Regions from separate parts of the Homo sapiens genome. Here regions 1, 3 and 4 are each linked to region 2. Evidence: chromatin contacts called from ENCODE Hi-C or POLR2A ChIA-PET data. All regions are on one chromosome and are shown on one strand. Each heading gives the region's core, a stretch centred on a gene start or an enhancer-like site at or near the end of the contact. The rest is flanking DNA. Distances are from core to core; before and after follow the strand shown. Region 1 holds the start of SMCR8 (SMCR8-C9orf72 complex subunit). Region 2 overlaps RAI1 (retinoic acid induced 1). Region 3 overlaps MPRIP (myosin phosphatase Rho interacting protein). Region 4 holds the start of TNFRSF13B (TNF receptor superfamily member 13B).

The links. Hi-C counts contacts between places; a loop is a spot of excess contacts on that map. ChIA-PET counts read pairs that join two places held with the same protein, here RNA polymerase II (POLR2A). Pooled maps may share reads with other maps.
Region 1: a loop to region 2 is called in a map of CD8-positive, alpha-beta T cell, with 11 times the contacts of the local background. The contact joins the promoter of SMCR8 here to the enhancer-like site in region 2. A Hi-C loop is called at or near these places in 2 of 168 maps with a recorded cell type or tissue (CD8-positive, alpha-beta T cell and naive thymus-derived CD4-positive, alpha-beta T cell), 1 of 37 single-sample maps with no recorded cell type and 8 of 50 pooled maps.
Region 3: a loop to region 2 is called in a pooled map, with 2.9 times the contacts of the local background. The contact joins two enhancer-like sites. A Hi-C loop is called at or near these places in 3 of 50 pooled maps. POLR2A ChIA-PET finds 5 or more read pairs at or near these places in 2 of 52 experiments (B cell and activated CD8-positive, alpha-beta T cell).
Region 4: a map with no recorded cell type shows a loop between it and region 2 (9-fold over the local background). The contact joins the promoter of TNFRSF13B here to the enhancer-like site in region 2. A Hi-C loop is called at or near these places in 4 of 37 single-sample maps with no recorded cell type and 5 of 50 pooled maps. POLR2A ChIA-PET finds 5 or more read pairs at or near these places in 1 of 52 experiments (common myeloid progenitor, CD34-positive).

The regions. Positions count from the first base shown.
Region 1 is chr17:18,310,517-18,316,734 of GRCh38, forward strand. It overlaps SMCR8 (SMCR8-C9orf72 complex subunit), which reads left to right and starts at 4,777. Exons shown (of 2, transcript NM_144775.3): 1 at 4,777-6,218. The coding sequence starts at 5,274. It overlaps TOP3A (DNA topoisomerase III alpha), which reads right to left and starts at 4,478. Exons shown (of 19, transcript NM_004618.5): 1 at 4,083-4,478. The coding sequence starts at 4,262. It also overlaps the pseudogene RPL7AP65 and the pseudogene RPL21P121. RefSeq lists enhancers at 3,527-4,050, 3,998-4,087, 4,098-4,447, 4,575-5,098, 4,788-4,837 and a silencer at 4,598-4,647.
Region 2 is chr17:17,751,449-17,757,601 of GRCh38, forward strand. All of the region lies in intron 2 of RAI1 (retinoic acid induced 1), which reads left to right. Among named protein-coding and RNA genes, the nearest start is that of RAI1-AS1, 12 kb to the right of the region's middle. RefSeq lists enhancers at 173-292, 807-1,508, 6,088-6,153 and a silencer at 633-1,102. Within about 2 kb of position 3,768, at least 6 of the 41 ENCODE cell types and tissues checked have a DNase peak (open chromatin) inside an H3K27ac peak, as active enhancers do.
Region 3 is chr17:17,177,296-17,183,887 of GRCh38, forward strand. MPRIP (myosin phosphatase Rho interacting protein) reads left to right here. Exons shown (of 24, transcript NM_001364716.4): 22 at 1-117; 23 at 2,708-2,793. It also overlaps the pseudogene RN7SL775P. Among named protein-coding and RNA genes, the nearest start is that of PLD6, 26 kb to the right of the region's middle. Within about 2 kb of position 2,921, at least 10 of the 41 ENCODE cell types and tissues checked have a DNase peak (open chromatin) inside an H3K27ac peak, as active enhancers do.
Region 4 is chr17:16,970,781-16,976,876 of GRCh38, forward strand. It overlaps TNFRSF13B (TNF receptor superfamily member 13B), which reads right to left and starts at 1,338. Exons shown (of 5, transcript NM_012452.3): 1 at 1,235-1,338. The coding sequence starts at 1,295. It overlaps LOC284191 (a long non-coding RNA gene), which reads right to left. Exons shown (of 3, transcript NR_148948.1): 3 at 5,219-6,096. RefSeq lists enhancers at 2,770-2,939, 3,010-3,059, 5,108-5,237.

The sequences.
Region 1 (6,218 bases), core at 3,527-6,026, 560 kb after region 2:
ACACAAAAGAGCATGTAAGATATGGGTCCACTTATAGGAAATGCCCAGAACAGGCAAATCCATGGGGAAAGAAGGCAGATTCGTGGTTGTGAGGGGCTGAGGAGAGGGTAAGGGGAGTGACTGCTTAATGGATATGAGGCTTCCTCTTGGGGTGAAAAAAAACCTTCTGGAACTAGATAATGATGATGGTGGCACATTTAGTGGACAAAATTCCACTGAACTATATACTTCAAAATGATTAAAATGGTCAATTTTCTGTGCATTTTACCACTCAACCTACATGGCTCTCTAAGATTCTTATGATCTGCACTCAACTGCTGCTCTTGCTTAACTCATCGGTGTCTCTTCCCACCACACCACACCCCTAACTTCTCACTGTTTCTGAATATGCCAAGCAGTTTCAAGCCACTAGGTTGTTCTTTACAGTTTCTACTGCCTGGTAAAACTTTCAGGCTCAGCTCAAACATGCATTCAACAACTATGAATTTTTTTTTTTTTTTTTGAGACAGAGTCTCACTCTGTTGCCCAGGCTGGAGTGCAGTGGCACAATCTCGGCTCACTGCAAGCTCCACCTCCCGGGTTCATGCCATTCTGCTGCCTCAGCCTCCCGAGTAGCTGGGACTACAGGCGTCTGCCAGCATGCCCGGCTAATTTTTTGTATTTTTAGTAGAGACAGGGTTTCACCGTGTTAGCCAGGATGGTCTCAATCTCTTGACCTCATGATCCGCCCACCTCAGCCTCCCAGAGTGCTGGGATTACAGGTATGAGCCACCATGCCTGGCCTAATTTTTTTTTGAGATGGAGTCTCACTCTGTCGCCCAGGCTGTAATGTAATGGCGCAATCTAGGCTCACTGCAAGCTCCACTTCCCGGGTTGAAGCGATTCTCCTGCCTCAGCCTCGTGAGTAGCTGGGATTACAGGACCCCGCCACCACACCTGGCTAATTTTTGTATTTTTAGTAGAGATGGGGTTTTGCCATGTTGGCCAGGCTGGTCTTGAACTCACGACCTCAGGTGGTCTGCCCGCTTGAGCCTCCCCAACTGCTGGGATTACAGGCATGAGCCGCTGCGCTCAGCCCAAGTATTAATATTTATTGAAAGTTTCCTGCATTCCAGACACCATATTAGGCGTTAGGACATAGCAATTAACAAAATATAATCACTGTCCTTTGGAGTTTAGAGTCCAAGGAGAGGCAGTGACAAAAATCAAATAAATGATCGCACATCCCATTATTTAACTGTAACTAGTAGATGCCTTTCAAGTAGAATAGAGTGCTATGACAGCATGTCAGTAAGGGTCTCTGACCTAGTGTGGGGGAACAGGTGGTGAGGGAAGGATTCCTTGAAGATGAGACATTTCAGCAGCCTCTCTCCTCTAGCCGCCCCAGATGCCAAAAGGAAAGATGGCCAAGGGGAAGAAGTGGCCCTGGCCCCTGTTGTCATGGAGCAGCAGTAGGCCAAAAAGGTGGTAAATCCCATTTGAGAAAAGCCCTAATAATTTTGGCATTGGATATCTAGCCTAAGGGCCTCACCCACTTTGTCAAATAGTCCCGCTATAAATGGCTGCTGCGGCAGAGCCGCTGTACTCTATAAGTGGCTGATGTGCCACCTGGGATTGACCAGTTCACCCAGGCCTCAGACTACCAAACTTAAGCTACTCAATTGCTTAAGCTGGCCCACAGTACAGACAAGAGACAGAGCAAGGGATGAGATCGAAACCGTTGGCCCAGGCTGAGAAGAAAGCTTCCAGCAAAGGGGATGTCGCTACTAAGAGACCACCTACACTTCGAGCAGGGGTTGACACCGTCACCAACTTGGTAGAGAGCATGAAGGGTCAGCTGGTGGTGGATCCCATTGAGCTGGTTGTCTTCCTGCCTGTGCTGTGTCCTAAGATGGGGATTCTCTACTGCACCGTCAAGACTGTGGTGTCAAATTCCACAGGAAGACCTGCACCACTGTCACCTTCACAAAGGTTAACTTTCTGGTAGACAAAGGAGCTCTGGCTAAGCTGGTGGGACAAATTACAACGACATATGAGATCTGCTGTCACTGGGGAGGCAATGCCCTGGGTCCAAAATCTGTAGCTTGCATTACCAACCTAGAAAAGGCAAAGGCTAAAGAATTTGCCACTAAACTGGGTTAAGTACACACTGTTGTGTTTTCTGTACATAAAAATAAAAATTCTCTTTCCAAGAAAAGTCTTTCCTTTTGGCTGGAACTGCCATCTTGGAGTAATTTGCCAAAATGACGAACACAAAGGAAAAGAGGACGAGGCATCTGATGTATGTTCTCCTGGCCTTATAGAAAACATGGAGTTCGAGCTGGGCACGGTGGCTCACGCCTGTAACCCTAACACTTTGGGAGGCTAAGGCGGGTGGCTCACCTGAAGTCAGGAGTTCAAGACCATCCTGGCCAACACAGTGAAACTACTAAAAATACAAAAAATTAGCTGGGCATGGTGACAGGCACCTGTAATCCCAGCTACTAGGGAGGCTGAGGCAGGAGAATCGCTTGAACCCGGGAGGCGGAGGTTGCAGTGAGCTGAGATCACACCATTGCACTCCAGGCTGGGCAACAAGAGCAAAGCTCCATCTCAAAACAAACAAACAAAACAAAACAAAAATATGGAGTTTCTCTGGCCACAGACACCAGAATCTACAATGAAGGTGATATTGAGGACTTCGTGAGAATGCATACTGTTCAAAAGGGAATGACCCACAAATGTTACATGGCAGAACTGGAAAAGTCTATGTTACCCAGCATGCTGTTGGCACTGCTGCGAACAAGGGCTAGATTCTTGCCCAAAGAATTAATGTTTCTATTGAGCATATTAAGCACTCTAAGAACCAAGATCTTTCCTGAAATGTGTGAAGGAAAATGATCAAAAAAGAAGCAAGTCAAAGAGAAAGGGTTCACCTGAAGTGCCAGCCTGTTCCATTGAGGGAAGTACACTTTGTGAGAACCAATGGAAAAGAGCCTGAGCCGCTGGAACCTATTCCCTATGGATTCATGGTATGATAGGGTAAAAATAGATAAATACAAGACCTCTGGATTGCTTAAAAAAAAAAAAAAAAAAGGGAGAGAGAGAGAATGAATTCAGCAGAGCCTTGAAGGATAAGAAGTTAGGCGTAGGAGAACCATTTTTCAATGTCTACTTCATTGTCTAGAAGTAGACAAACCTTGGGGCTGGTCACCAGGACTTCTAGCACTGGAAACAGGTAAAGCTGTCAGCCAGCATTCACACAACCCTGGCTCCACTCCCACTATCCTTGATCTGGAAACAGGTCTTAGGACCCTGGGAACTAAAGAAAAATGAGCAGGGAACTTCCACCCATGCTCTTAGAAAAGTTCTCCAGAAAACCATTTCAGGATCTACTTTTGTTATCTGAGATATTTTCCTGGACAGCTCTTTATGTCTCCCGTGGCACCTCCTTTATGAAACTTTTTCTTATCCTCCCTTGCGTTTGTGCCTCCCGTGTGTGTAGAACACATTCTTACCACTTACCTCTCTCAGAATCAGTTCATTCGGGTAGGAACAGGGCTGACTTCAAATCTAATCCCCAAACCTTACCGTGTTGCTGTAAGTGTGCACTGTGAGGCTGGAAAGTCACAAGGGCTGTAGAATGCAGTGGCTGTGGCACAGGATGGGGAGGGCTAGGTTGGCTGGGGAACGATCGGGCAGGGCTTGAATGCCAAGTTAAGGGAATCTGGTCAGTAGTTCCCAAATGAATTTCTGAATCTCTAGGGAAAAACAGTAAAATACACACTTCCCCAGCCTCACACAAGACCCGAAGGGCAGCCAGCGCCCGAGGCGATTCCGAGAATCAGACAAGTTTGGGAACCTGCTAAGCGCAAGCAAAACAAAAGGTTTCCACGCAAATGAGTGAGATGTATCAACTACGTTTTAAAATGCACTCCAGTCCGAGAGCAGACAGGAGGCCACTGCAATAATCCAGACGAGGGGCAGTGAGGCCTGAGAAATGGGAGATAATCGCCTTCATCTCGATTCTTGGCGCCCACCACGCTGTCCCGCTCGGTGGGCCTCCCTTAAGGCACGCAGCTGATCGGAACGCGCTTTCTTACCCGCCTCATGCGACCGTTTGACAGCAGGTCGGCGATCCCCTTGGCCGCGTCGTTTTTTTCGGCCACACAGAGGACTTTCCGCACGCCTCGGAGGGCCATCTCCATGGCGGCGCGGGAAAAGGCACGGTCTTCGGGCCGTCGCAGCCACCGGAGCGCGTAGCGGGCGACAGGAAAGATCATCCTCAGACCTCGCGCCCGGAGCCGCTCCCCGGCTGCCGGCGCATCCTGGGGAAGCCAGAGATGAGGCTCAAATGGCGCCCACCGAAAGGGAACCAGAGCCTCGCTTCGGTCACGTCCCCACCAGCCTGCTGGCCTTTGGAGCTTCAGTCACTGAGCCTTTCCCGTGCCGCAGCCGCCGCCTCAGCACCGAATCCAGTATCTTGGCGTGGAACTTCCGCCCGCCTTCTCCAGCTACTTCCGCCAGGCGCGCGCCCCACAGCGACCTGGAACTACAACTCCCAGACTGTCCCGCGCCCCTCGTCCAAGCACGTTCCCCTCTGCCACCTTCCCGCCGCCCCCGTCTCACTCCGCCCCTCTTTCCCCTCCTTCCCGGCAGTGGTTGGTTAATCGGACTCCTTCTTGCGGGGAGCCGCCAGACACTCCCATCCAAGGCCTCTTTCTCATGACTTTTTAATCTCCTGCTCGGAAGTCTACGAGGACGCTTCCGGGTCACGCGGCGCGGACACCAGGAGTCATGTGATGTCAAGATGGCGGCGCCGCGGTAGCAGGATCCGGGTTGTGGCGTCCTAGGAGCCGCGACGGTTTCTGCCCTCGGGCAGTGAGGGGCAGCAGCGCTTGGCTGACCCCTGCGGCGTCCCGTAGCCTCGCGTTAAGCCTTGTTCAGAGCGGGGGCTTTTGCTGTCGCAGTGGGTTCCGGAGAGTGCAGGTGATTTCGCAGCAGGTTTCTTGTGCTGGCCGCGCTCGCCGGACGAAGAAGAGAAGGGCAGTTGGGCCTGCGGCCTTGGCGTTCATGAGGCCTCAGAGAGCTCCGGAGGAGCTACAACTGTGAGGGGGCTGCTAGAGTTCTTCTCCTCGGGTGTGTGAGAAGCAGCCTAGGACCCCGGGTTCGGGGAGTCGCAAAGAAGGCCGTAAGGGCTTCACTTCCTTCTCCGGAGGCCTGCCTTCTGCGCGTCGATTAACACCGCATTCTTTCCCACTTCCTCTCAATGTTTTCTTCATATATCTGGAAATATGATCAGCGCCCCTGACGTAGTGGCCTTCACCAAAGAGGAAGAGTATGAAGAAGAGCCTTACAATGAGCCGGCCCTGCCTGAGGAGTACTCGGTGCCGCTCTTCCCCTTCGCCAGTCAGGGTGCTAACCCCTGGTCAAAACTGTCCGGGGCCAAGTTTTCGAGGGACTTCATTCTTATTTCCGAGTTCTCTGAGCAGGTGGGACCCCAACCCTTACTGACCATCCCCAATGACACCAAAGTTTTTGGCACTTTTGATCTCAATTACTTCTCCCTGCGTATCATGTCTGTGGATTACCAGGCTTCCTTCGTGGGCCATCCTCCTGGATCTGCCTACCCCAAGCTGAACTTCGTGGAGGACTCCAAGGTGGTGCTGGGAGATTCTAAGGAGGGCGCCTTTGCATACGTGCACCACCTTACCCTATACGACCTGGAGGCCCGTGGCTTCGTGAGGCCGTTTTGCATGGCTTATATCTCTGCAGACCAGCATAAAATCATGCAGCAGTTCCAGGAGCTTTCAGCCGAATTTTCCAGAGCTTCTGAGTGCTTGAAGACTGGCAACAGGAAGGCATTTGCTGGGGAACTTGAAAAAAAGCTGAAAGACTTGGATTACACCAGGACAGTGCTACACACAGAAACGGAGATCCAGAAGAAAGCCAACGACAAAGGCTTTTACTCATCTCAGGCAATTGAGAAAGCCAATGAACTGGCCAGTGTGGAGAAGTCCATCATTGAACATCAAGACCTGCTGAAGCAGATCCGCTCATACCCTCATCGGAAGTTGAAGGGGCATGATTTGTGTCCTGGTGAGATGGAGCACATCCAGGATCAGGCCAGCCAGGCATCCACTACCTCTAACCCTGATGAGTCTGCCGACACAGACCTTTACACCTGCAGACCAGCCTACACCCCAAAACTTATCAAAGCAAAGTCCACCAAGTGTTTT
Region 2 (6,153 bases), core at 2,518-5,017:
TACTGTTTATCTCACCTCAAGCTGGTGTTTTCCCCTTGTCCGTAGAGAAGGAAAGGGTAGCAAAAAAAGAAGGAAGGTGAGGAGGGAAAGTGAACAGAGAGCGACTGGACTGAGCACCTGCTGGCTTGCTCTGCTGTGTCACTGCCATAACTCTTCCCTAGCTATGCACCGTGGCCCCTTGCTCTCCTGCGGGCACACTACTGCCTTGGGCCTTTGCACGCACTGGCCGCCTGTCCTGCCTGCAGTGCTCTTCCTGGAGAGCCACAGGGCCGATTCCTCCTTCTCCTTAGAGTCTTCTCTCAAATTACCTCTCTTGATGAGGCCTGCCAGACCACCTTATTTAAAACTACGAACCTAGTACCCGTTCCCCTTAGCGAATGTTTCCCCCAGAGCACTCAGTCGCGGTGTAACGCCCTGTACAATTTACTGATTTATGTTGCTGCTTATTGGCTGCCTCCCTTCCGTGCGTCTCCCCAACTCCTCCCATAGAAGCCACCAAGGGCAGAGTTTTTTTTTATTTTTTGTTTTTTTAATCTCTTATAGTGGTGGATCTCAAGCACCCGAACATAGTAGGCACTCAATAAATGTTTGTTGAAGTATGAGTGAATTCAGCCCTGGGCAAAACGTGACCCCATTTCACAGACTAGGAAGTGGAGGCCCAGGGTCTTGCAGCCCTGTGGGGAGAGGGCTGCCCAGCGCCCCGCAGGAGCCTCCCGCCCGGCATACCCACGGGCCAGTGCCGGGACTGGGCGCGGGGCGGCGCGCGGGCGCAGGTAGCCATGGTGACAGCGCCCCAGACTACTCGTATTTCCTGCCTTTTGTGTTCGCACATGCCCCAGCCCCCAGCCCGGGCAGACGCCCCTGATTGGCCGTCACACTGCGGAGGGGCGGGGCGGGGTGAGCGGAAAGGGGCGGGGCTGACCTGTGGGCGGGGCCCCCGGGGCGAGGCTGGTCTTGTACTGGCGCGCGCTGCCTGTGATTAACAGGCGGGCGCGGCCGCGCGCGGCTGGAAAGGGGCGGGGCTTCCGGAACAGCCGCCCCGGGAGCCTGGGATAGGGGTGAGTGCTCCTTGATGGCGGCCCCGAACAAAGGACGCCTCCAGACCCGGGCTTCCTGTCCGTAGTTTTTCTTGGCCCTTGGAGTCTGAGAGTGAGAGGCCTGCTAGGCCAGCGCCCCCTAATCCTCATCCGGCCGTGGGTGGCCAGGCACTGCAGACGTGTCCCCGGGGGCCGACCACCTTACTTGCCACGCTGGCCCCTCCCTCTCCTCACCACCACAGGGCCTTTGCACGTCATTCCTGGACACTCTTAAAGTCCTTCTTTCCGGCCGATTCCTCACCCCCTCAGGAGGCTCTCCACACAGACCGTGACCTGCCCTGCCTGGCACTCCTCTGCCCAGCGTTTATATCTCTTTTTGTGCACTCTCCGCCCTCATCACACGTGTGCCTCAGGGCAGGGCCCTGTCTGTGGCCTGGCACACAGTAGGTGCTCGGTTTGTGTTGTTGAATGCCTCCATTCATCAGGTTGCCTGAGGCTTCCTTGGTGGGTGGTGCCGGCTGTACTGGCCCGGGACTTGGGAGGAAGGGAGACAGATGTGCCTTCAGACCCAGACACAGAAGAGTTTGTCTCCAAAGCCAGGGCACTGGGTCAGTGTCTGGCCTGGACCCCAGGCCCGAGGAGCCTGGTTTGGTGTGTGCCCTTGGTGAATGGCCTACTGTGCTGGCCAGACAGGAGCCCCAGGGGCTGGCCCTGCCTCAGGAGGAAGGCAGGGTCACAGACACAGGCTGGAGGGGCCTGGAGTGAGGGCTGCTCAGGACCCCTGCCGACCAGACCTGGGAGCCCCAGCATCTGACTCTTCGTTTGTGTATTACTTGCTGTGCCTTGTCCTGGCTTGACAGGGTTGGAGTGGGGGTTGGAGTGGTAGAGCAGCGAGAAAATCTCCACACCCCTTACCCCCATGGCACTCCCACAAAACAAAAGGGAGCTAAACTCATGAAATCGGCTTCACGGTTATACATGGATAGCCTTTTGGGAGTTGGGTGATCTCTGGGGTATATACATTGTTTCCTCACCAACACCAAAAGAAAATGCAATTTGAGCCAAGCTAATAACAATGTATTAAATCAGAGCTTCCTGAGCTTTGCTGGGTGCTATAAACCACCCCGAAGTTTGTACTAGGAGCAGATTCCTGGGCTCAGGCCACCCTCAAATCACAGATTTTAAGGGGTGGGGCTCAGGAATGCCCTTTTATTCAAACTGCCTGTGTGTGGTTTTGATACTCAGTCTTAAGTCCATCATTTGAGAAATGGAATGACAGATATCTGTGTCTCAGAACACATTTGAACTCCTCTCCAGGCTCTAGAAAGTCTACCGTTCTCTGCCCCAGACCCTGGCTCCAGATTCAAGTCTAGACTGGAGGAACTGTGGATCCTTTGGGATTTGGAAAAAAGTTCTAGACCCTCTTCAGAAAAATGTGCTTGTCCACACACACTTCAACTTTGCATTGGATCTCAAGGTCTCATACCTGGGCTGGGTGGTCTGTAAAGCAGGGGAGACCTATTTGGGGAAAGGCCTCCATGCTGACACTCACCTGAACCTAGGGCCAAAGTGTATGGTTGTACAAGTTGTACATTGTACAAGGATCCCTGGAAGAAATCGAGCCACTGGCCAGCTGTGCAGCCTGGCACCTGGGGTGTCTTCCTGTTTTGTACAAAGGCATTTTATGCCATTCGCCTAACCCAATCTTTTTTTTTTTTTTTTTTTTTTTTTTTTTTGAGACAGAGTTTCGCTCTTGCTGCCCAGGCTAGAGTGCAATGGCGCGATCTCGGCTCACCGCAACCTCCGCCTCCTGGGTTCAAGCAGTTCTCCTGCCTCAGCCCCCCGGGTTCAAGCAACTCTCCTGCCTCAGCCTCCCGAGTAGCTGGGATTACAGGCATGCGCCACCACACCTGGCTAATTTTGTATTTTTAGTAGAGACGGGGTTTCTCCATGTTGGTCAGGCTGGTCTCTATCTCCCGACTTCGGGTGATCCGCCTGCCTCGGCCTCCCAAAGTGCTGGGATTATAGGCATGAGCCACTGCGCCCAGCCTCCCTAACCTGATCTTTAATTCCCCTCCTGCCTCCCATGACAACTCAAGTTAGTGGCACTAGTAAAGTTACAGAAATTATGTGCCTTAGCCATGGGAAACCGGCCCTCTGTAAACTGTTATTAAAGCCATAACAAATAATATCCGACAGCCTGTACCTACTAGTGTTCAGTTCCTGGTACTCCAGAGCCCTAAGCGTTTTTGGGCAGTGGTTGGGGGGCTGCCACCAGGCCTCAACTTGGGTTAGGAAGATAGGGCAAGGGTGCAAGGCCCGTCTCTGCACAGAGGGTGGGAGAGAGGAGTAACTACATAGTAGGTGCTTGGTAAGCACTTTCCCAGTCTACATTCATTGGGTCCATTTTATAGATCAGGAAAACTGAGGCTCTGAGAGGGCTGGTAATTTGGATTAGAGAAGGCCCACCTGTCTGGAGCGGCTTTATGAACACAGGCTTTGGAGTGCGACAGCGGGGAGGTCAGGAGAGGAGAGGAAATAGCCATAGCTGTACCCCCACAACATTCACACCATGCCTCCCCCTGAAGGCTTTGCCTGACGTTTGGACTGTTTAGAGGGCTCCTCTGAGCTCCCACAGCCTGAGCCTTCCTGTCACGGTGCTGCCACCCTGGTTTAGCAGGCCTGTTTACACACTGTCACCCCAAGAGCCTGGCAGCACCCCAGTGCTGGACTGTGAGCCCTCCACACAGGGCCCAGCGCATGGTGTGTAATACAGCTCTATGGAATGCTGAGTGGCTGATTAAGTGGGCTCTAGCTTCTGGCAGCTTTGCTCCCTGGGTGGATGGGGCGGGAGTGATGCAGAAAGGAGAGGTGTAGGCCTAGAGTTAGGAGGGCAGGGAGAGCACTGGGCACTGGAACCACTTGGCAGGGTGAGTTGGCATTCCCTGTTTGCCACGACCTTGGGGTCACCCTCACCAACTTGCCCCAGCTGGGCCTGACTGAAGGGCAGGGGGCCTGGACATTGGAGCCCAGGGAGGGCAGAGGGTGGTAGACTCAGGAGAGAGCTCTTTGTTTGGGGGCATTTCTCCAGCAGAGACCCTTAGTCCCTCCAAGGAGCATGTCCTCCTCCATCAGTCAGTGTCCTAGCCAGCAGGGGTGCGTCCCCCCAGATCCTTCCCTGCTTATCCTATCCTGGGCCCAGCCATGCTTTCTCCCATGGGGTCATGTCATCCTGACCCTCAGATTTGGCTGGGTCGCCCCAGGGCTCTCTGACAAAGCCCAGCTCCTCCCCTGGCACCCAGCATCCCTCAGACCCGGCCTACACCCTGTCAAGCCCGCCTTCTCTTCACCCCAAGGCCTGCCGTGCCTCACAGCTTGGGCAGGGCTGTACCCTCTGCACACATCACCCTTCCCTATCCCCAACCCTCTCCCTTTAGTGATAAATCCAGCTGGCCGCTCTTTGCAGCTCACCAGGGACCAGTGTCCCCAGTGCGGCCCTCGGTGCACCCAGTCCTTACGTGAGCCCTAGCCACCATGGAAAGCCAGGAGGGCCTGGCCAGCCTCCATGTGGGGTCTGGTTGGTTATTGCAGGGCCTGTTGGGACTGCCTGTGTCCCTGTTCCCCTGGGACAGGAGTTCTGGAGCCTGCGAAACTTAAGCATCCATCATGGGACCTGGCACGGGGGTGCCTGGCCACAGCAGGAGTGAATGAATTTTTTTTTTTTTTTTGGAGACAGAGTTTTGCTCTTGTTGCCCAGGCTGGAGTGCAATGGTGTGATCTCGGCTCACCGCAACCTCTGCCTCCCAGGTTCAAGTGATTCTCCTGCCTCAGCCTCCCAGGTTGCTGGGATTACAGGTGCCTGCCACCATGCCTGGCTAATTTTGTATTTTTATTAGAGACAGGGTTTCTCCATGTTGGTCAGGCTGGTCTGGACCTCCTGACCTCAGGTGATCCACCTGCCTCTGCCTCCCAAAGTGCTGGGATTACAGGTGTGAGCACTGCACCTGGCATGAATGAATTTTTTTATTTTTGGAAACTCCTTTGAAATAGTGTGTTTGCTTTCCACTGTCTTGTTCTTCACCTTTACCTCCCTTACGTATAAAGGTAGATGCAGTCAAGTAAAGTGTGCTAGCTTCAAATCAGAAAATCTCCATAGAGTCTTCCGCAAATCCTTGAGCGCCTACTACGTGCTAATCTGTCCCAGGTGCTCAGGACACAGTGTGAACAAAATAGACCAAAAATCCTCTTAGTGAAGCAGACGCTTGAGTCGGGGGCACTGGAGAAAGCAAATCAGTTCGTCGGTAACGAGGCAGGGAAGTGGACGGGGAGGAAGAGGGGCTTCTGTGAAGGTGTGCTTGGCCAGGCCTCAGGCTTCCCACCTGTTCACTGGGGTGATGTGCTTGCCCGGTGGGAACGGTATTCTGTTCATGACTGTTGCCATTGTTATTAACCGCATGCCCATTGCCTTTCAGAGTTTGTGGGCCCTCTCGGGCAGCCCCCAGAGGGTGCTGAATGCCGGGCCCTGTGTACACTTCACCCTATCTCCGCGGGGTCAGGCTGGCCACCTCCATTTACAGAGGAGCAGATGGAGGCCCAGGGAGGGATAGGGTGGTGTCACATGCTTGGAGCGGGGTCCAGGGAGAGCTCTTGGCTCCCTGAGGCAGGGAGACCCTGAGCCCAGACACACCCCAGTTTATAAGTGGGGACAGCTGTGGAGGTGTTGGGTGCTCAGCCCTGGGCCTGGCTTCTCTGGCCTGAAGACGGCAGCTCATCTGGCTGCAGAGTCAGGAAAGATTTCCTGAGCCTGGACTGAGAGGCCAAGGTGGGTTTGCGGAGGCAGGAGAGAGCTCCAGATCAGGAGGCAGTGTGGGCCAAGCCGGGGGGCGGCAGGATGTGAGCACAGAGAGGGCAGCAACCCTTCTACAGACCAGTTCAATTCCAGTAACCCCAGCCTGCCGTAGGGGTGGGGGACAGCCTGGCTGCAGCGGGGCCCACCTGCCAGTGTGTGCCTTGCCTGCGCTCCACCTTCCCCCTCGGGCACTGCGGCTTTCTTGGGACAGCAGGACCCCAGTTAAACAGCCCTGTTTCCTGCCCAGCCGTGGCTGCCGCCTCTTCT
Region 3 (6,592 bases), core at 1,671-4,170, 580 kb before region 2:
TCAGCATCGCGAAGGCTAAGGCTGACTGTGACATCAGCAGGTTGAAGGAGCAGCTCAAGGCTGCAACGGAAGCACTGGGGGAGAAGTCCCCTGACAGTGCCACGGTGTCCGGATATGGTGCGTCCTCGGGTCATGCCCTCTCGGTTATTGCTGGGGGGCTTATGGGGGTTTGGTCGTAGAGGTTTCCCGGTGCTTGACTTGAAGCAGAAGAGTCCCAGTGATGCTTGTAGACCCAGGCATCCCAGTGGAGCAGGAGCACCAGCTTCACACGGCTGCCCCAGACAGGCCTTGCTCTCCCCATCGCAGCAGTGGATGCTGTGCTGATTGCTCTAGGGAGAACCCATAGTATCAGCATAATATTTTCGAAATAATAACAAGTCTTATTTTTCTAAAGAACTCAACCACTGGGCAGAAGTAGCTCTCACTAGCTGCTTGATCCTAGGATTTGACTATAATATCTGTAAAAGGCCATAGAGTGGAGAATGGGAGGGAGCTCCCTGCTTTCTGGAATGAACAACAGAACTGGCCCTTTTTTTCTTGGCTAAAAACATTTAGGTACCCTGTAAAAAATAGATGGCAGGAAGGATGAAAGAGTTAACATTTTATCAAGCATTTTCAGCTCATACGTAATTTTTTTTTTTTTTTTTTTGAAACTGGGTCTTGCTCTGTTGCCCAGGGTGGAATGCAATGGCGTGATTTCACTGCAGCCTCCGCCTCCCAGGCTCAAGGATTCTCCCACCTTAGCCTCCCCAGTAGCTGGGACTACAGGAGTGCACCACAAAACACCTGGCTAATTTTTGTATTTTTAGTAGAGACAGAGTTTCACCACGTTGCTCAGACTGATCTCAAACTCCTGGGCTCAAGCGATCCAGCCACCTTGGCCTCCCAAAGTGCTGAGATTACAGGTGTGAGCCACTGCACCTGGCCAGATTATACATAATTTCATTTGACCTTCATCTTGATTTTTTATACAGAGACGCACAAACAGGAAAAGATGTGCTAGCTCACTAATATCAAAAAAGAAAAAATCAACTTTTTTTCTGTCAGGCAAGGAATAGTGATTATGTACTGACAGATGCTGGGAGGAAGACTTCATTTTTCCATAAATACCTTGAGTAGTCAGGCTTGGTGGTAGGCCTGGCTACCCAGGAGGCTGAGGTGGGAGGATCACTTGAGCCCAGGAGTTCTAGGCAGTCACACACAAAGCTAAGTCGATCAGGTGTCCACACTAAGTTTGGCATCAATATGGTGACCTCCTGCGAGTAGGGGATCACCAGGTTGCCTAAGGAGGGGTGAACTGGCTCAGGTCAAAATGAAAGAGGTCAAAACTCCTGTGCTGGCCAGGTGCAGTGGCTCACACCTGTAATCCCAGCACTTTGGGAAGCTAGGTGGGCAGATCACTTGATCTCAAAAGTTCAAGACCAGCCTGGGCAACATGGCAAAACCCTGTCTCTACAAAAAATACAAAAAAACTAGCTGGGACTGCTGGCATGCACCTGTAGTCCCAGCGCTACTTGGGAGGCTGAGGTGGGAGGATCACTTAAGCCCAGCAGGTGGAAATGGCAGTGAGCCATGATTACACTGCTGCACTCCAGCCTGGGTGACAGAATGAGACCCTGCCTCAAAAAAAAAAGAAAAAAAAAACCTGTGCTGACCTGTGGTGGAATCACACCTGTGAATAGGCACTGCATTCTAGTCTGGGCAACACAGCAAGAATCTGTCTCTTAAAAGAAACAGAGGGCGGGCGTGGTGGCACCCGCCTGTAATCCCAGCACTTTGGGAGGTTGAGGCGGGTGGATCACGAGGTCAGGAATTCGAGACCAGTCTGGCCAACATTGTGAAACCCCGTCTCTACTAAAAATACAAAAATTAGCTGGACATGGTGGCACATGCCTGTAATCCCAGCACTTTGGGAGGTTGAGGCGGGTGGATCACGAGGTCAGGAGTTCGAGACCAGTCTGGCCAACATTGTGAAACCCCGTCTCTACTAAAAATACAAAAATTAGCTGGACATGGTGGCACGCACCTGTAGTCCCAGCTACTCGGGAGGCTGAGGCAGGAGAATCGCTTGAACCCAGGAGGCAGAGGTTGCAGTGAGCTGCTGAGTTTGTGCCACTGCACTCCAGCCTGGCGACAGAGCAAGACTCCATCTCAAAAAAAAAAAAAAAAAGCAAAACAAAAAACCCCACACATGCACAGGATGTGTGATATGACTCAGTATCTGTTTGTGTTACAGGTACTTAAGTAGACATTTCTAAGAAGCCTAAAGGACTGCTATCTGGGTGGGTGGACAATGAGAAGGCCTTGGCCTTATCATCTTGCTTTAGACAGCCCTGTGCTACCAGGAGGAAGGTAGAGAATCATGGATAATGGGGGTAGGGGTCTGCTCAGCATTGAGGTCCCACACCAGAGTGAGGGGACCAAGTCCCTTTGAAGGGAATGCTGTTGTGGGCTACAGTCACAGTGCAGGAAGCCCTGGCGGGGCCCCACATACACATTCTCCCATTGTGCTGGTGTTTTATGGTGGTCTGAAGAGATCTAGCATGTTTTATGGTTATTGGCTTTGAATTCCCTTAGAGTTGTTTAAGGAATTGTCCTAAGTATGCTGCAGTAGGAAGCTTGGGAAATGTTTCAGGATTTAGTCTGGTTCCAGAGGGTTTTAGAAAGCAAAGGTAACAGGTCTGTTTGTTTTCATTATATACCGCAGATATAATGAAATCTAAAAGCAACCCTGACTTCTTGAAGAAAGACAGATCCTGTGTCACCCGGCAACTCAGAAACATCAGGTCCAAGGTGAGTCTGGGGTCCAGCCCCCTGGTGGGAGGGGCTTGAGGGACACTGGGGAGAGTAGCCCAAATTGAAGTATGAGTGCTCCCATGGGCCACAGCTGCCAAAGCCCCAGGGCCCAGCACTGAGCCAGCCCGAGCTCACCCTGCTGGGCTGGTTCTGGTGGCTTTGAGCTCTGTGTCTGTCTTGGAGCCACCTCCTGGCAATGACACTGACAGGCCAGGGCTGTGAAGAGCAGTGCTTGGCATGATCAGCTCCTGCCTCGAGGCCAGGTTTCACCCAGCCCTGCTCATGTCGGCCTGCTGTCAGCTGTGCCTGTGTTGTTCCTTGCACATCACTGTTGTGACACTGGTGCCGCCTCCAAGAGATGATGCTGCCTGCTCTTGTTCCCCAGCCAGGAAGCAGTACATCTTTAGTGTGCTGTCCAGAGCCAGCCATGCACAGGAGGGCGGGCGGAGGTGGGAGCGGCACCGCGTGTGTTTGGGATTGGTTGTGTGTCTCATGTCTGCTCTCTCCTCTGACAGTCCGTAATTGAGCAGGTCTCGTGGGATACCTGAAATGCACCCGCTTCCCGGCCCATGCAGGAGGTAAACCGCCTCTCCCACCGCCTGCATGCACTGCTCACACCCCCATGGCAAACGCCTGTGTCATGGTTACTTTATTTCAATTCATCCTGCTCCAACAAACACATACCAAATCCAAGTGAGGTTTCTTTAACCTGCTCTGGGGAGTTAATTGGCACTCTAACCTCTTAACAGAGATGACCCTGGCAGTGAGGTGCTCCTCTAGCCTGGTGGGCAGGCAGAGAGCCAGGCACCCATCAGCATGCATGTTGGATAATCTGTGCACAACGGCTGAACTCACTCCACCCCCTCAGGGGACACTTGTCTTGCCCTCTGTCACGAGGTGGAATTTACAGATGTCCACACTGGCAAGTGAAGTCTACCGTCACCAAAGGCCTCGCCCACCTAGTGAGCCACTTAGTGGCCTCTGTCTGTCAAGGCTAACAGGGTGGTCATTCTAGGAATGGATAAACCAGGACTAGAGCTTGGTGAAGATGGTTCAGAAGAGCGTGATAACTACAAGCAATAGGGGCGAAATATTTACCAGTATTTTTTTTTTTAATAAAACAAAAGCTTCTCACTAGGTGCCATTGAAGGCCCTATGCCAGAGAGGAGGTGGGGGAGGGCCCATGGTGGGAGACACCCTGAGAATGAGTAGTTGCCGGCTCAGTAGCTTGATCTCGTTCATCCCGGAATGAGAACATGGAGGAAAGCAAGAACCACGTCTTCCTCCCCATGCTGGCCCTTTCTCAGGCACACCCACAGCACCCCGCCGTCCGAAGGACTTCATCCTGAGGCTTGGTTAAAGAGTTGAAGGTTTTAAGCCTAGTCAGTTTGGTTTTATTTTTCTACAGTTCTAAGTCCCCTATACCCAAATATGGTTTAGGCTTGATTGAAAACTTAGCTTGGGCATTTTTCTTTAAACATAACGTTTTGTTTAGCAAAAGGAAACTTGTTCTTTTTTGGTTCACGGTTTTCTTACTGAAGATTCTACTACTTATTTGAGGCTAAACTGTAGCTAGTATCTTTGAGCTTTTCTTGAAGGAGTTTGAAGTTCACTATTAGTGATTTGGGCTTTTGGACCATGTCTATAAGTGACATGGGACCGGCTGTCACTGACAGGACCCTTCCAGGGAGGCTGTGCAACACCCACGGGCCCCTGACAGTAACTCTGTGCAGTGAGTGGGTGGGGGCCTCTCACAGTGGCTGGGAACCAGCCAGAGCAGGGATGAGGGAGCAGACTGTCTGGGCCCCAGGGCAGACTGAAAAGGATGGAGAGAAACCCCAGGATGGGGTCCTCCTCCTTATGTGTTTTTAAGTTGATGTTTGGCTTGGCTGGGTTTCCGTAATAAAAATCCTTGGAGTGCAGGGCTAGTCCTGCTGGCCCCAGCAGAAAGTCGAGGACTTCCTAGATGTCTGTGGTGCAACAGGGCAGGATGGGGCCGTGTTCGCGCTCCCAGGAGACATTAGGAGGCACAGGCATGGGTGGGTGTCATCCTTTTCCTCAACTGTATCTGAAGACTCCACCCAACCCTTCAAGAAGATGGAAATGCAGTTGCCCAGAAACCGTACTTCTCAGTGGTGTTTTTTGATGTGGCATCTGATGTGCACTGATCTGTGTCTTTTGTTCTGTTCTGTTTTTCTGTCCTGCCTCGCTCGAAAGGACCGCAAGTCTCAGCTGCTACAAAATCAAAGACAGCAAGTTGCTTAGGAGCAGCACAGCCTTTTCTGGGATTGAGACCAGAGAATGCTTCCCTCGGGGTTCTTAAGGGGCCCCCGTGTCTGTGGTCAGCTCAGTATGTGGGGCTACAGGAGGCACTCAGTGGAGACAACAGCCTAGGGGGAGATGAACCCCAGAGGGAGCTGGCTGAGCCTTGGGCTGAGCAGCCACCGGGAGAGAATCCAGAGGACGTAGAGAGAGAAACAGCCTCCTGCAGCCAGTGTGGGAATAACGTAGGGGATTTCACTTACTTCCCACCCTTGGAATTGTAGCAAGCCCAGCATCACCTGAGCCTGAGCTCTGCCCTTTGTCACTGGGGCAGGAGCCAGTAGCGAGCATGCTGGGTGCTGTGGCTGTCAGGGCGCTCCCCTCCCCTGGGCCTGCTGTAGCAGGAATCTGGGGCTTCTGACGCAGTGCCTGCAAGGAGCAAACCCAGGCCTTAGGAGTGATCAAACTCACTACAGTCCTGACAGAAAGTCCCCAACAAGCAGGAACCGGGATGTCAGTGACATCCCCCAGCCATGCTCCGGGGCCTGCCTCTGAGTAGCACTTAGGCTCAGGGCTGCCTGCCTGGCTTGGCCCCAGCCCCTTCAATGGTGACCAGATGTCTACCCAGGTCCTCTGCAAGACTGACTGCTGTGAGAACCCTGCACTCTGTGGGGAGGGACCCCCCAAGGGCACCTGGAAGCAGGCATGGGTGTTGAGGTACATCTGGGCTCAGAATGGGAGATGGATTTTCCCCCCATTCCCCCAGCCACTCTCTGTGGCAGGCTTCCAAAGAAACCCTCTCAGAAACACACAATTATCAAGCTGTGACAACTGCTTGAGGTGAGGCTCACCTGGACCAGTGAGGTTGTTTGTTTGTTTTGAGACGGAGTCTCGCTCTGTCGCCCAGGCTAGAGTGCAGTGGCGCGATCTCTGCTCACTGCAAGCTCCGCCTCCCGGGTTCACGCCATTCTCCTGCCTCAGCCTCCCATGTAGCTGGGACTACAGGCGCCTGCCACCACGCCCAGCTAATTTTTTGTATTTTTTAGTAGAGACGGGGTTTCACTGTGTTAGCCAGGATGGTCTCGATCTCCTGACATCGTGATCTGCCCGCCTCGGCCTCCCAAAGTGCTGGGATTACAGGCGTGAGCCACCGCGCCCGGCCTGGACCAGTGAGTTTTAAAATGCTTAGCAGCAGAACCCTGTATTTAAAAATCACATTGTTTATTTATTTACACAGACACATAGCTCCAGAATATAGCAAACAAGCAGGTCTGTTCTGGGTAGAGCTGGGTGGGGTGGGGGACAGTGGAGCTCCCCCTTCCCTTGAGCTTTGGAGGGAGCCTCAAGCTGACCAGCCCATGCTCAGTCCCCAGTCTATCACACCAGAGTCTCCAGGACAGTGCCAGAGTGTGCCTGAGCCTAAGCTGGCGACTTCCCAGTAGATGGGGTACAGCCTGCAGTTTCACGTTGCTCAGGTTTTTGGTTGAAACTGGTAGAATCAGGCAGACCCTGAGCTAGAGCCCATCCCTTCAGC
Region 4 (6,096 bases), core at 88-2,587, 780 kb before region 2:
TCCTGTGTTAAGGCAGCCTCTGGTCACTGCCTTGTCCAAGTCTCTCAGAAACTTTACATATTTGAGCCCCTGGCTGTGTAGATTCTGGGGACTTGGTGGCTGGACACAAAAAAGGACTGAAGAACAAATTTGCTCCCTGCCTGAGGTGTGGGACAGAGCAGCAGGCAGAGGCTGTGAATCTAGGCTGTGCCCCGGGTCCATCTGGCCATGGGTTCTGTCTGCACTAAAGGACCTGGGGCCCTTTCATAAAACCTTAGAAACCCACCCTGATGAAAATGCTATACGGGCCGGGTGCCGTGGCTCATGCCTGTAATCCCAATACTTTGGGAGGCTGAGGCAGGTGGATCACCTGAGGTCAGGAGTTTGAGATCAGCCTGGCCAACGTGGCGAAAGCCTATCTCTACTAAAAATACAAAAAATTAGCCGGGCGTGGTGGTGGGCACCTATAATCTCAGCCACTCGGGAGGCTGAGGCAGGAGAATGGCTTGAACCCGGGAGGCGGAGGTTGCAGAAAGCCGAGATCATGCCATTGCACTCCAACCTGGGTGACAGAGCAAGACTCTGTCTCAAAAAACAAAAACAAAAACAAAACAACAAAACAAAAAAAAAGAAAGCTATAGGATAAATATAAATATAAATATATAACAGAAAAAATGGGTGGAAACTGTTATAGATTAAAACATAGCCAAAAGTCTAATGTGGGACAGGCTGATTTGAACAAGTCAACTGAGAAAGACATTGGTGAGACAGTTGGTACAGTTTGAACCCTGGCGGGCTATGTGATGATGTTCAGGAATTGTTGTTTCAGCAGGGGTGAAGGTATGATGCTTAGTTTTTTGTTTTGTTTTTAGGGTTTGTGTTCTTAAGGAATAAATCCTGTGGTCTCCACAACTCAAACAATCTGGTATTTGAGATTAGCATTAAAATGGTCCAGCGGGCATGTAAGGGGGAAAATGGGGGCTGTGCAGGGGCCATGGTGACAAAGGGAATTCCTGCCGGTGTGGCCAACCCTGCAACCTCAGTGGCTTCTGTCACGGAAGGCAAGCCCCACATCCCAGAGGCATCCAGACTCGGGGCTCTCCATGTGCAGGAGCTTGGGGAGGCTGGGACTGCCCCAGTGTGTGGATCTGCTGTGGGCTTTGCACCTGCTGGACCTTGCAACCCCCACGGCACTCAGGCCCAACCCTCCTCACACCTCCCACCTGCCCTCCTGCCCTCCTGCCCGGCTACTCACAGCGCTCCTCCTGGTCCACACGGCTCCGGCCACCTCGCCTGCTCCGGCCCAGGCCACTCATTACTCAGGATGCTTATTACTAGTCTTAGATTTGATTAGTGCTTGGGCTGCACTTCCTGGGTTTTCCCCTCAACCTGTTGGATGTAAATCAGCCACACCCACTCCCGCCCCCATGCCTGTGCATTGGGTCTCAGGAGCCCAGGTGGGTGGCTGCGGCCCAGGCTCCTGGCGTCCCATGGGGTACACACAGAGCAGTGGAAGGCCTGCCGGGCCTTGCGATGAGGTATTGACTATGGGATGGCCCAGGCTCTTCTAGATCTGGCCTTGGCCATCCCTTGGTCCTCATCTCCTGCCCGCCGGCACACACCCCAAGCCAGGCCAGCTCTCCACCCTCCCAGCATCACTCAGGCCTTTCCCTCTTCCTGGGTATACTTATTCTATTCATTGCCTGGTCGGCTCCTCCTGCTCTTCCTTCAAGGCTCCATTGAGGTGTCACCTCCTCCAGGAAGCCATCCCTGACTGTCCCAGCCTGTCAGGTGGTACTCATTCTCTGTATCTCCTTGACCCTCTCCAACACCTAGCAGAGCACTGGAGAGGCTGAACCCCAGGACCGGACAGCCTGCGTTTGAATCTTGACTCTGCTGCATACTAGCAGAAGGCCTTGGTGGCAATTTATGGAACTCTTCTGTGCCTCCATGTTCTCTGTGTAAAACAAGGATGAGGTCGGGCATGGTGGCTCACGCCTGTAATCCTAGCACTTTGGGAGGCCGAGGCAGGTGGATTGTCTGAGCTCAGGAGTTCGAGACCATCCTGGGCAACACGGTGAAACCCCATCTCTACTAAAAAAAAATACAAAAAATTAGCCGGGTGTGGTGGCGCGTGCCTGTAGTCCCATCTATTTGGGAGGCTGTGGCAGGAGAATGAACCTGGGAGTCAGAGGTTGTAGTGAGCCGAGATCGTGCCATTGCACTCCAGCCTGGGCAACAGAGATGCCATCTCAAAAAAAAAAAAAAAAAAAAGGATGAGAACATTGCCCGCCTCACAGGCGGTTATGAGCATGAAATGAGGGAGGGAGCACAGTTACATTCTTAGAGCAGGTTCTTGGCACACAGTAAGTCCTCAATAAAGGCCGTGGAGGAGGAACATTACAGCCCGTATTGCACTGCATGGCGACTGCACTCCTGTGTCTTCCCCATCGTCTGAAACCTCCCAGGGGATGGGAGGCCCAGCAACAGCCAAAGGCGGAGTGAGAGGAACGTAAAAGCCAAAGAAAGCCCATGGGCCCTTAGGAAGAAACTGAAGGACGAGGAGGACATGGAGAGGTGGAGAGGAAGGAGGGAGGCTGCAGGAAGCAGCTGGAGCAGGGTGATGGTGCACAGAGCAGGAGAGGAGATGCAGACGGTCAGCAAACACAGGAAAATGTCCAGTCTCCCAAAAATCAGAAAAACAACTGAACAATGAAAAACTAACTTTCAGCCATCAGGTTGCAAAGTTTTAAAGTTGGTAACATCAAGGGCAGGGGGGTGATCTACAGAAGCATGAACTCAGGGCCCACTGGAGGGAGGGAGCTGGCAGCAGCGTTCTGGAGAGTAACCAGCCAGGGTCAGTTAAATGCACAACACACACCTAACCCACCCCCCAGAAATTCTCCTCCTCCGTGAGCCTCCTCATGACAGCGAGAAACGGGAAACAATGTAAATGTCCATGCAGCAGAGGATGCCTGAATAAGCAGGGTGCACAGGCCAGAGCCAGGAATCTATTGCACAGTTAAAAGAATGAGAAATCTCGAAGCTTTCAGGACAGACGCTGAGTAAATAAAAGTAGCTTATAGCATGAGCCTTACAGCATGATGCCTTTTAGTAAAACAAAACCAAAAGCAAACAACATGCACACACACACACACACAGTACAGCGCTGTGTTGTCTGTGATCACGCACACATGACTGTGAAGCATAAGAAGTCTGCAAAGACATGCATGACGAAACTGGCTCTCGCCGGGTGGGGCAAGAGGGAACCAGGACTGGGGGTGACCGTCAAAGGGGACTTTAGCCCTATTTGTAGGGCTAAACATTTTACATTTAGGGCTTTTACATTTGTAGGGGTTTTACATTTAATTACTTGTTTACATTTAATTACTTGTGTCAATGAACAGTGACAAAACCATAGCTGGGCTCTGGCAGTGGATTTCTAAGAGAGAGGTAAGAAAGAGATCCCATTGCCAGGAACTTTCTGCCTGTTGAAATGGGCAAGCCCAAAGTCACTACAGGATGCCCTCACTGAGTCCCCCCTCACCTCCTGTTTGCATACCCCCAGGGTCAGGGCTCTCACCACCTCACGGAGCAGCTGGCTCCCTGGGGGGTAGCTCTGATGGTTAGAAAGCTCAGCTCTAGCCTGGGCAACATAGCGACCCTGTCTCTATAATTTTTTTTTTTTTGAGACCGAGTCTCACTCTGTTGCCCAGGCTGGAGTGTGGTGGCGTGATCTCAGCTCACTACAACCTCCACCTCCTGGGTTCAAGCGATTCTCGTGCCTCAGCCTCCTGAGTAGCTGGGACTAGAGGAGTGAGCCACCACTCCCGGCTAATTTTTGTATTTTTATTGGAGACAGGGTTTCACCATGTTGTCCAGGCTGGTCTCGAACTCCTGACCTCAAGTGATCTACCCGTCTTGGCCTCCCAAAGTGCTGGGATTACAGGCGTTAGCCACTGCACCCAGCCTAATTTTTTTTTTAATTAGCTGGGTGTGGTGGTGTGCACCCGTAGTCCTAGCAACTTGGGAGGCTGGAGGATTGCAACACTGGGCTGGAGCTCAGGAGTTCAAGGCTACAGTGAGCTATGATCACACCACTGCACTCCAGCCTGGGCTACAGAATGAGAACCTGTCGCAAAAAAAGGAGGAGGAGGAAGAAGAAGGAGAAGGAGAAAGAGGAGAAGGAAGGAGAAGAAGGAAAGACAGCAAGTTCAGCTTTGTCCAGTGAGCAGACTGTGCTTCCAGACTGTGCTTCCATGGGACTGAATGCTGCTCTCTGCAGCCACACACATTGTCCTGGAGTTTTAAAGCCAATACCTGTTATGCCTGAAATGAAAAACAAACAAAATCCAGCCTGATTTGGGGAGTGGCTGAGAATTGAATGACAGAGTTCCCTAATGTCTTACTGCCAATCACAGCTTGTTAATGCTTTTGCTCAAATGCAGTTTACAGAGAATGGATTTAATTTGCTTTCTATTTTCTTTAATTAGATGGTGTAATTTACAGACAGTGAAATGCACCCTTTTAAAATGGGAAGTTCAGTAAGTGTTCTCATACATGCACACCCAGGCAACCACAACTCAGATCACAACTCAGAGCATGCACAGCCCCCAGAAGGTCCCTCACTGCCCCTTCCAGCCAGCACACCCCACTCCATCCCCAAGAGAGTCACAATTCTGACTCCTGCCACCACAGATTCATTTTGCTTGTTCCCCAAACTTTGTATAAATGGAAACATACAAATGGGATCGTTTCATGAAACACAAAAATAGATTCCCCCTCTGCACTGGCTCCCCCAGAAGATTGAACAGGTGCTGGAGGTTTCTAAAGCTCATTCTGAGACCAGCCTTTTTTTGAGCTGTCTCCCAAGAGGATGCGGGATTCTAATTTTAAGCTCCACAGCCAAGGTGACAGAAGAGATTTAGAACCCAGAGTAGAGATAACTCATATACCTTAAGGTTTTGGACCTGGTTCATTTATATATGTATAATTAGCGAGTTAAAATGCACACATAGTAAAGAAAAAAATTCAAGCAGTAAAAGAATATGGCGGAAGTAAATTTCTCTCCTGTCTGGTTATCCTAGGCCCATGATGTCCCTACTCAAAGGCGGCAACCCTTAGTGGACCTTGTTCATACAGCCTCCCAGCAAAGCCTAGGCATTTCTGAGCATGTGCGTGTCGCTAGAGGATATATTTCACCTCTCCCTCCCCCTCCATACCTTTTTTTTTTTTTTTTAACACAACTGCTGGCTTATACAGATCAAGGTTGCTGTTTAGCATGCCACCTTTTCCATTTAGTATAGCCTGCCGGACAGTTCTTAGCTTTTGAAATGAACTCCTACAGTGATCATTGGGAGTAACAACAGGGAAAACTTAGGGCACTGTTCTAAACACGTAACATCTGCTCATTTAATTCACATTTTACCGTCTTTGTCACCTTGAGGGGCATGAGCTCCTTAAGTTAAATTGTTTGAAGAAAGGCAACACTGGCCTGTTGATCAATATTTCCCAGGGAGATGGTTCCACTCTGCACTAGCATGTCCGTGGTATTTTGGCCCTAAAGACCCACATCCCTGCAGGTGCTGTGGTCTCTTTGAGCTCCCTCATGTCTGCCACCTACTCCTGGTCCCTTGAGGCCCTGCTGTTGAACCTCCTCTGAGACAGTTCTGGGTGTAAAACAAAAGGAAGAGTCTCCAAAAGAGGACATTTCTTAGACATGCAGCGAAAGCCCTCATTTTCATTATTGCCATTTACATAGATGACTCAGATGTGCTGAATTTCCTGTTGCTAATGTAGCTGTACATTTGTGCTAATTTCTCAGAAATGCTAGATACCATTATTTTAGCAAAACTCACTTTGAAAAAGCAAAGAGCAGGGTTTAAAATAATAATAATAAGGGTCCCCAGTGTTCTGTGGGAAGATCTAGTTTCTCTACTTTAAAATGTTTCCCTCCTAACTTTTTATTATGAAAACTTCAAAACTTCAAGAAAGTTAAAATTATAATGAAGACTCAGGGACCCTCCACCAAGATTCAGTAGCTCTTCACCTTGGTGTCTGCATGGCTCCATCCATCTCTGTCTCTTCCTGCCTGCCTTCTGGCTGAGACCCTGAAGG